2 separate regions of the Homo sapiens genome follow, and region 2 is linked to region 1. Evidence: chromatin contacts called from ENCODE Hi-C data. All regions are on one chromosome and are shown on one strand. The core of a region is the stretch at or near the end of the contact, and the rest is flanking DNA. Distances in the headings are between cores, read along the strand shown. Region 1 holds the start of MAST4-AS1 (MAST4 antisense RNA 1). Region 2 holds the start of CENPH (centromere protein H).

Evidence for each region. Hi-C counts contacts between places; a loop is a spot of excess contacts on that map. Pooled maps may share reads with other maps.
Region 2: a loop to region 1 is called in a pooled map, with 13 times the contacts of the local background. The contact joins the promoter of CENPH here to the promoter of MAST4-AS1 in region 1. A Hi-C loop is called at or near these places in 5 of 50 pooled maps.

Annotation. Positions count from the first base shown.
Region 1 is chr5:67,001,918-67,006,978 of GRCh38, reverse strand. MAST4-AS1 (MAST4 antisense RNA 1) reads left to right here and starts at 2,825. Exons shown (of 2, transcript NR_111908.1): 1 at 2,825-3,135; 2 at 4,930-5,061. All of the region lies in intron 4 of MAST4 (microtubule associated serine/threonine kinase family member 4), which reads right to left. RefSeq lists a silencer at 2,608-2,947.
Region 2 is chr5:69,186,614-69,191,259 of GRCh38, reverse strand. CENPH (centromere protein H) reads right to left here and starts at 1,677. Exons shown (of 9, transcript NM_022909.4): 1 at 1,492-1,677. The coding sequence starts at 1,625. LOC112267932 (a long non-coding RNA gene) reads left to right here and starts at 1,783. Exons shown (of 2, transcript XR_002956215.2): 1 at 1,783-2,269. RefSeq lists a silencer at 1,626-1,745 and enhancers at 1,604-1,898, 1,826-2,065.

The sequences.
Region 1 (5,061 bases), core at 1,576-4,075:
TCCAGCAACAAACAGGCTGTCATAACCTTTACTCTTAAAAGGGGGAGAAGAAAATCCCCTTCCCTCTCTATTTTGCCAAATTGAAGATACGGTTTCATGACTTGGGGTGGAAACAGCCCACCCAATGCTCTCCCATTTTACTGGGAAGAATTCAGGTTTCCTTAGAATCTAGGCTCTCTGTCAGTGTGAGCTGTCTGAATTGGAGTGTTCAGGCTGGACAGGTACTGCCCTAAAGCCAGGCTCAGAGCAGCCTGAGAATCCTCCTGCATCTGACTCTCTCCAATAATACTATCAACAGGTAGGTAGGAAGAAGAAAGGCTCCAACTGCTCTACGGGTTCAGACACACACATACGATGCCAGAACAGACTTCTCTCCCTAAGAACTGGTTCCAGGTAAGAGTAGAGGCTGTACCGCAGCCAGGACTACACAACTCAGAAATATTTAAGGGATTCTGTCCAGCTGAAATGGTAAGAAATCATACGAATTATCACCATGTTGAGCAGTGGCCTAGTTCATGTGTAGCATGTATCTCTCTTCAACTTTATTAGTTGTCTTGGAGGTTTGGTGCATGGTTGACACAACTTGATGAGCAATACTACAAAATGAGCAATACTACAAGAGAGGGTCTCTGACCATATATGGCAGAACGAGAAAAACATAGTCACATTACTTAAAAGGTACAACTTCAGAATCCAACATAGTTTAGTGGTATCAACACTTCAAACTGCATCAAAAAGCAAATATGACTTTGAAACCTGCCAGATGTCTCTCTCATACACACAGGTGCACATGTGATTTGTGTGTGCACCCATGTATATAAACAGTGTATGTGAGTATTCCAGGATGTTTCTGAAATGTAAGAAACCATGAAAAACTTCAAAAGGAAAAACTAAGTTTTCTAAAGTATCACATATCCACATTTATACTACAAAAAGTTACAGGTATAACCAAAAAGAACGAACCATTTTCTTGGGTTCTTTGAACACTGAAGCATAGAGATTGTGAAGCTCCAAATCTGAGAGCCTGCATCCTGTTTATCTGACTGCAAAGTTGCTCTCATGCATGTTCACATGTACATGCAAGGCAAGTTTTGAAGGAAAACAAAGAATCAGTATTAACACAACTCAAAAGGTGTGCCCCTCTAAAAGTACAACAATCTTACTTTTCTGTGCTGGACACAAATGTGGTGAGAAATGCCTCCTTCAAAGTCATAGTCTCTCAACACAAGTGTCAGCAAACTCTTGGAACTGCCTGTCACTTGTGGCATGAGCTTCATCTTGACATTAAAATTCTTTTTCTTTCCCCATCTTTTCTATCAAATATACGTTACAAAATGAAAAGGACACTCCTGTATTAGTAATAAATGCCAGCAAACCATTGAAAAATCAAAATGACAAAGTTATGTAGATCTGCCTCTCCACAGATAGTATGAAATAGCTAACCTGGGCTATCCTTGCATCGTACATCTGCATCTTATAAAGGTCAAATATTTAATAGAGAGGAACATCTGAAGGGCTCAACGAAAAGTACCAGAAGCCTCAATGACTGGGTGAATGAAATGGATAAACATGATCAGGTCAAAGGGACAGACTTAGACAAAGTATCTCCTCCTCTTTCCCTTTTTCTCCCCCACCTCTCACAAGGAAATGTCTTATTATCCACATTTCAAAAGGAGAAAACCTATGAGAAGCACATTTATCAGGGTTACCCAGGAAACCACAAGGACGAAGAAATACCTGAAACAGTACCCCCTCCCCTAGCGGGGCATAAACTTTTCAAAGTGTCACCCAATACACAAAACCCCAGCTCCTGAGGGGCTCAGGCAGCTCCGCCTGTGGGCCCCTGGGAAGTGAAAGCATTCCCTCTCCAGGCAGAGATCCCCGCGTTTTTACCTTTGTGTTCGCCGAAGCCTGTTCCCACTCCTCAAATGAGGCAAAGTAAAGTTTGAGAGCACAGTCCAAAAATTGGGGTCAGACATATCCATTTCTTTCTCTCTTCAATTCACTGTGGGTTCAAGGCCATATGACTAAAATGGGGAGAGGTAAAAAAAAGGAAGAAAGACAAGGCCAAAAATAAAAAAAAAATCCCAATTATCTACTCACTCCCTCCAGAGAAAATGTGATGGGAACTGTGATCTCAAGAACAACTTGGAGCATGTCTGAGAAGTACCCGTCCCGTCCTAGCCTTTAATTAACACACAGCCTCCTCTCAAAGGTCCGGGAAACTGATTTCCTCTCGGGTCTGCCCTCTCCTAGTCAGGCTCGGCCAGCTATAAACAGTAATTACATGAGTTGAGCCGTGCGTTCTGCTCAAAGCGCTGTCTGTGGGATTCAGTCGGAGGTACTTTGTCATCTGTTTGGCAGATACCACTCGCCGCTTCTGCGAGGGGCGGGGGAGACGACTATTTTGAGGCTTTGGTTCCGGAGGCTGTTGCTTATCAGCAAAACCATTCACATCCGAACATGCCCAGTGCCGAGTTTCCTTTTGGTATCTACATACAAGGAAAAGAATTTGAATAGAAAAAGCTGCTCTTGCCCTCCCCTCCTGAAAAAAGCGGAAACTTAAAAGCACTTTTAAAAAATGGGCCTATTGGAGGACTTGAACCTGACACCTTTGTGGACCCTTCCAGGGTCCGGCTGGGAGGAGGCGGCAGGGCCTTGTCCCTGGACAGCTTGGTGGCCGCGCCCCCAGCTTTCCTGCATCCCCCACCCCCCACCAGCCCCGGCCGCGCCTGAGGAGCGGGGGCTCACGGGAAAGGGAGCAGGCGGCCGCGGCGCGACCCCAGCCGGTGCCGGGACAGCCCCGCAGCCTGGGCCGCCGCTCCCCCTCCCCGGAGCCCGGAATGGATCCGTCCCGGAAATAAATAAATAAACCCGCGGCTGCTCCGGGTGTGTGCTGCGCGCACCTGAGGCCGACCTGTGATTCACCGCGGGAGGGATGGCAGTGACAACGCTCCGGGGAAGTCCACAGTGACTCCTCCGCCAGGACGCCGCTGGTTGTATAGGAAAAGCACGCGGACGGGAAGCCACACTCACCGAAAACCTCAGTAAACTAAATTTATGAGTTTACATCTGTTCCATCAATGACCACGGTGCACACCTGTTTGGCTTCATGGCCGGCAACTACAGATCTAGGTAATGGTGAGCCCCGATGTGGAAAGACACTACCTGGCATTTATGTGGCAAATGCTACAAGTATTGCCCCTTCAAGTACGTTAGACCTTGAAAGGGCAGAATGAAGGGGGCTGAATGTTCTTGTTATTCATTTTGAAGAAAGGCATGGTATTTAAATATCTCCCCCTATCCATGAATGTTTGTATAAAGTACATAAAGAAAAAATATAATTTAAATTAGCTGCCTTAAGTCTGGTGTAATATGGCAAGAAATACTAAATCAAAAAAGTATATATTCAGCAAAAAATACATCTAAAAATGGCTTAGTCCATGCAGTAAATACCAGGAACAAACTCGCTTACAAAAATGGGAGGATAAAGAGAAGGAAGAGGGGGTGTAAGCTGACAAGGTAGGCGGGGTAAACAAAAAGAAGCCTGCTGTGGGATCTTCTTTATCTAATTCTTGTGGCCCACATTAATATTTTCACACCAAGGACTCCAAGAGTTTTGGATGATGTTTCATGTCCAAGGCTTTCGTATGCGTTATCTCCTCACATTCTTACAGAGCCTCCACAGATCCTTGCAACCCACAGAGGTAGACAAAGAAGGCATTATTTTCTCAATTTTACATTTGGGACTTTATCCCAAACATTCAGGGACACTAAATGACAAAACACACTTCAATAGATATTAATGAGCTTGGTCCAGCATTTTTGCCCCATGCTCTTCTTTTAAAAAATGTTTCTAAGTATTGCAAAAGATGTTTTGAAGGCTGACACAAAAGAGTGTCCCTGTGCTCCGGAGCAGTTTCTAGACCTCAGCACTGTTGACATAGGCTGGATAATTCTTTGTCTGAGGAGCTTTCTTGAGCATTGGAGGATGTTTAGCAACATTGCTGACCTCGACCTACTAGATGCCAGTGCTGACAATTAAAAATGTCTGAGGACATTGCCAAATGTCCCTTGGGAGGTAAAATCACCCCTGGTTGGGAACCACTGCTCCAGATAAAGGCTTCTCTGAGAGGGGTGATACAGAGCACTGGTTTAGAGCAAAAATTTTGGGTCTGAATTCTGGATACAACACTTACTATGACCTTAAATCTCTTCTCATTTTCCCCAGCTGCAATATGGGGTCCATAATAGGACCAACCTGTAAGAGGCTGATATACATAAATGAAGAGGAGATGGCATACATAAGCCCTTTCACGCAATGTCTACACACACACTGCGCATAAATGTAGGCAGTATACAGAAGCTAAGAGAATACTATGCTGACAGACATAAGACTGGAGCAGAGGACACCCCACAATGTGCTTCTTTCTACTCTCTAGAGTCTTCAACCAGGCTGCTGATCACACTGTGTATAATTGACTGTTTACTGCTGTCTTTCCAATTAGTCTGAGTTCCTCAAGGCTAAAGTCACATTTTACTGATCTTCATATTTTCAGAACCTGACAGCTCCTCAGTTTATATAGGCATTTAATATTAGTAAATCCTTTTTGAATGGATACTTCAGAAGCCCAAGTATCTCTTATTTCTCTTAAGATGCACTGAAACTATTAGTACTAGTAGATCTGTATTCTCAAAGAATACTGAATTTTTGAGAATCCCATGAAGACGGTAAATTCTGAAGACTTTCTCTTAGTGACTTATTTGTATCTATATCATGTAGCTGGAAAGATATCAGTGCTAACATTCCTCAGGTCTTTACATGGCTCTAAGAAATGTCACAATCAAACTCAAGGGGAATTCCCTTTGAGTCCCATGTCCCCTCCTCAAAGGCAAGCCCAGAGAATAACTTTTTGTGCTCACTTGTAGGTATCCAAGATCAAGAGGGACAATTACATATTATAAGCCGCACAGAGAAGAGTAATCAAGGTGGACATGAACTTGTGCTATATAAGTTATGGGTTGAAGAACTCTGTGGAAAGTAGAGAAGAAAAAATTTAG
Region 2 (4,646 bases), core at 428-2,927, 2.2 Mb before region 1:
ATTACAGGCGTGAGCCACCGCACCCGGCCGCTTAAGATTATTTTTAATAGGCCAGACTGAACTGAGGATGCTATACAAAGAATAGACCAAAATGATTAAACCCCAAACCACTGTATTTACAAACACAGATTTTTATCAGGAGATACAGAAAAATAACAAAGATACTAATCCTTGGATTACTAATTCATATAGTTTTTCAGTTGTTCTATAAATCCAAAAATCATACATAAGTAGAAAAACTATGAGCAAATGGTAATTTAAGATGACAGCAAGGGTGAGGAGGAAAAAACAATAAAAAAGAAATAGACATCTTTTCATTTTTCAAAACATTTAAGAAAGAAAAAAATGGTAATTAATTTTTTTTTTTTGAGTCAAGAGTCTTGCTCTATTGCCCAGGCTGGAGTGCAATGGCACAATCTTCTGCTCACTGCAACCTCTGCCTCCCGGGTTCAATCAATTCTCTTGCCTCAGCCTCCTGAGTAGCTGGGATTACAGGCGCCCGCCACCACGCCCAGCTAATTTTTGTATTTTTAGTAGAGACGGGGTTTCACCATGTTGGCCATGGTTGGCCAGGCTGGTCTTGAACTCCTGACTTAAGGTGATCCGTCTGCCTCGGCATCCCAAAGTGTTGGGATTACAGGCGTGAGCCACCGCGCTCAGCCAATAATGATTTTTTTAAAACTACCTCTGTTATGATATAGAACAGAGGACCGCAAATTTTTTTCTGTAAAGGACCTGATAGTAAATTTTTTAGGGTTTGTGAGTCACACGGTCTCTGTTTTAGCTACTCAATTCCACCCTTGTGGCAGGAAAGTTGTACTCCAATAAAACTGTTTATGGAAACTGAAACTTGAATTTCTAATAGAGTTCACGTGTTATGAAATATTTTTATGATCTTTTCCCTGCAACACTTAAACATAAAAACTATTCTTAGCTTGAGTGGTCACACAAAAATAGGCAGTTAGGCAGATTTGGCCCAGGACCTTCTCCTGCTCACTAGTTTAGAAGACGAATGTCCCTTCTCATCGAATCTTCCCCAGCAACCGCTTAGTGGAAAAGTATAAACACCGTCCGCTTAGTAGAATTTATAACATATAAAGCTTCTGGGTTACAAAGGGTCGTAGTTCTAAAAGAAATGGTAGGGGCACCTTCCTTCCAGTTTAGCTCTGGCATTCAATTTGTCTGTAAACCAGAGAGGTAGGGGGAGGGCGGGGAAACAGGAGGAGAAATTACAGCTTCTAAGGGCCCGGGGCACTGTGCTCAACACTTTCCTAGACTATCTCATTTAACCCTTGTAACCTCTCTCCAGGGGGTCATTTTTCTCTCCTTTTCGCTGATGAAGAAAGAGCTTCAACAGTTTAAGTGAATGAGGCAATCACGGAGACCTGACGTGACCGAGCGTGAATTCGAACCCTAGCCCTTCTGAGCAAGGGCGGAGTTCCGGGCCACAACGCCCACTTGGCCCCGGCTGAGGAGGCCAAAGGGAACAACCTGAGGAGCAGGGTCATGCGGTCCTCGCTGCACGCCGCCTGGGCGCCGGCGACCTGCGGTGGCCCGCCTGCCCGGCCTTCCCCTCCGGAGTCCGCGGGCTCGTCGGCGTCTTGCATCTGGGGCTGCTCCTCCATTGCTGGTTGAGGGGAAAGGCTACCACTCAACAGGCAAACGCGCTCAGAAAAGGTCGCTTTTCCCGCCACTAAATGGACGCCGGGAAAAGGCCCGAGGGCCCCGCCCCTTCCGCCCAGGGCCCCACCCTTTCCGCCTTGTTTTTCGGTTGCCGTGGTTACTACGGGCTCCTCTTTCATCCGGGCTCTACTGGTGAAAATAACTGCAGACGGCTGGTAAAAAGTTGGAATAGCTTTCGTTAAGCGTCGGATGTGTAGAGTGCTGAGTTAGGGGCTGGACTAGAGACGTTGGGACATCTCCCGGGAACAGCAGCCTGGAGGGGAAAAATCTCCTGACCTAAGTGGTCATTCGGCCTTGGCGCTTGGACACGGGAGTGCGGCGACAGCCATATGTCCATCCATCTTGGCACTTTTCCGTCCTCTGCCTTTGAAGATGGGTGTGCCCGGCAGGCTGTGAAAGATAAACATTAGAGGGTTGTTTAGAAGACTTTTTTGACCTGAGCCCATGAGGTGCATACCCTTTGTTTGGCGGAGAAACCAGTGGCTTCTGAAGATCAGGGACGGGCCACAAGTGCGAGGCATTGCAGACATTTCGAACCCAGACTTCCAGCCTGGAGACATCCACACGCTTCCAGTTTCTTGCACTGGTACTTCATTCTGTCATTATGATTGCCACCACTCGTAACTGAGAGTTGCGTGCCCTCAAGTTTTGAGTGTCTGCAGGGTACCTTTGAGCTTTCTTAGCTGTGTAGTGAGTGGGGGGAATGGAGAAAATGAAGGACAGATGACTGATTTGTAGTTTTTCATTTGGACACTGTCCTTGCCGCACAAGCACAGCAGCTTGAACCTCTTTGAACAAGAGTCGAGAGTTCTTTTACAGCTAATTACCCACTAGTTAAACTTGATCATACTGTGCTGTTTTCTTCCTCTCCATTGTCAATGTAATACGGCTCCTGACAAAAGTTAAATTCGCTGGGCGTGGTGGCTCACCCCTGTACTCCCAGCACTTTGGGGGCTGAGGCGGGTGGATCACCTGAAGTCAGGAATTCAAGACCAGCCTGGCCAACATGGTGAAACCCCGTCTCTACTAAAAATACAAAAGTTAGCTGCGTGTGGTGGCGGGCGCCTGTAATCCCAGCTACTCAGGAGGCTGAGGCAGGAGAATCGTTTGAACCCGGGGGGGCGGAGGTTGCAGTGAGCTGAGATCGCGCCACTGCACTTCAGCCTGGGTGACAGAGTGAAACTCCGTCTCAAAAAAAAAAAAAAAAGCCGGGCGCTGTGGCTCACACCTATAATCCCAGCACTTTGGGAAGCCGAGGGGGGAGGATCTCGAGGTCAGGAGTTGGAGACCAGCCTGACCAACATGGAGAAACCTCGTCTCTACTAAAAATACAAAATTAGCCAGGCGTGGTGGTGGGCACCTGTAATCCCAGCTACTGGGGAGGCCGAGGCAGGAGAATCCTTTGATCCCGGGAAGCAGAGGTTGCAGTGAGCCGAGATCACACCAGAGATGCACGCCAGCCTGGGCAACAGAGCAAGATTCCTTCTCGAAAAACAAACAAACAAACAAAAAAACAGTTCAAAAGACACAGAATGGACTGGTGGCGATGGCCCACGCCTGTAATCCCAGCACTTTGGGAAGCCAAAGCGGAAGGATCGCTTGAAGTCAGGAGAACAGCCTGGGCAGCATAGTGAGACCTCGTTTCTACTTAAAACAAAAACAAACAAACAAACAAAAAAACAACAGGTGTGGTGACTTAGACCTGTGGTCCCAGCTACTCAGGAGGCTGAGATGGGAGGATCACTTGGGCCCCAGCCGTTGAGGACTGCAGTGACCTATGATCGCACCACTGCTCTCCATCCTGGGTGACAGAGTGAGACCCTGTCTCAAAAAAAAAAAAAAGCACAGGATGTAAAATCAGGCATTAGGTTTGCTATTCCTACATGTAAACTTATGGAACATTTTCTTGTTTCCTTTCATTTTGTTTTACAAAAAGGATGATCCCATTGTTAACTTTTTCTCTTTACCACTTAGTGGATGCCTTCCACTGTCTCACCACAATCTTATCCTTTTAAGCAGTTGCCTATCAGGTGTCTCCACTGCTCACATTTGGGACAAAAATAATGCAATGTGCAGTCGCTCACGCCTGTAATCCCACCACTTTGGGAGGCCAAAGTGAGCAGATCACCTGAGGTCAGTAGTTTGAGACCAGCCTGGCCAACATGGTAAAACCCCATCTCTACTAAAAATACAAAAAAGACTGTCTCAAAATTTTTTTTTATAAAAATAATAATGCAATGGTTATCCAACCGTGAGAATTCGGAGGAGACCTTGTTAAAACACATTTCTGGGTGTCTCTAGGATTGTTTTGCATTTGTAACAAGTTCCCAGGTAAAGTTGCTCTTGCTTATTGAGGAGGACACTTTGAGAACCACCACCATAAAGGGTCATAAAACGCAATTAAAAAAAAAATTCACAGTAAAACAAAAAAGGGTGGGTGTAAGGCCCTGCATGGTGGCTGATGCCTATAATCCTAGCACTTTGGGAAGGCGAGGCAGGCAGATCACTTGAGGCCAGGAGTTTGAGGCCAGCATGGCCAACATCGCGAAACCCCATCTCTACTAAAAATACAAAAATTAATCAGGCACAGGGGCACACGCTTGTAATCCCAGCTACTCGGGAGGCTGAGACAGGAAAATCGCTTGAACCAGGGAGGCTGAGGTTGCAGTGAGCCAAGATAGCACCACTGCATTCCAGCCTGGGTGACAGAGTGAGACCCTGTCTCGGGGGGTGGGGGGAAAGGGTGGGTGTGGGTAGGGAGCTATCCATTAAAAAGTCAATAATAAAGATAGAAGAGATGATAGAATTAGAAAACTACCATCTTACCACTCCCAGGGAGATAAATGTCAGGAAAGTATAATTAATGAGTGCTAAAACTAGAGACCAGCACTTCAGAGGAATGTTATAGCTAGTGGTTACCACCTTAACCAGATGGTCAAAATTGGTATCAAAAATGGTATAAC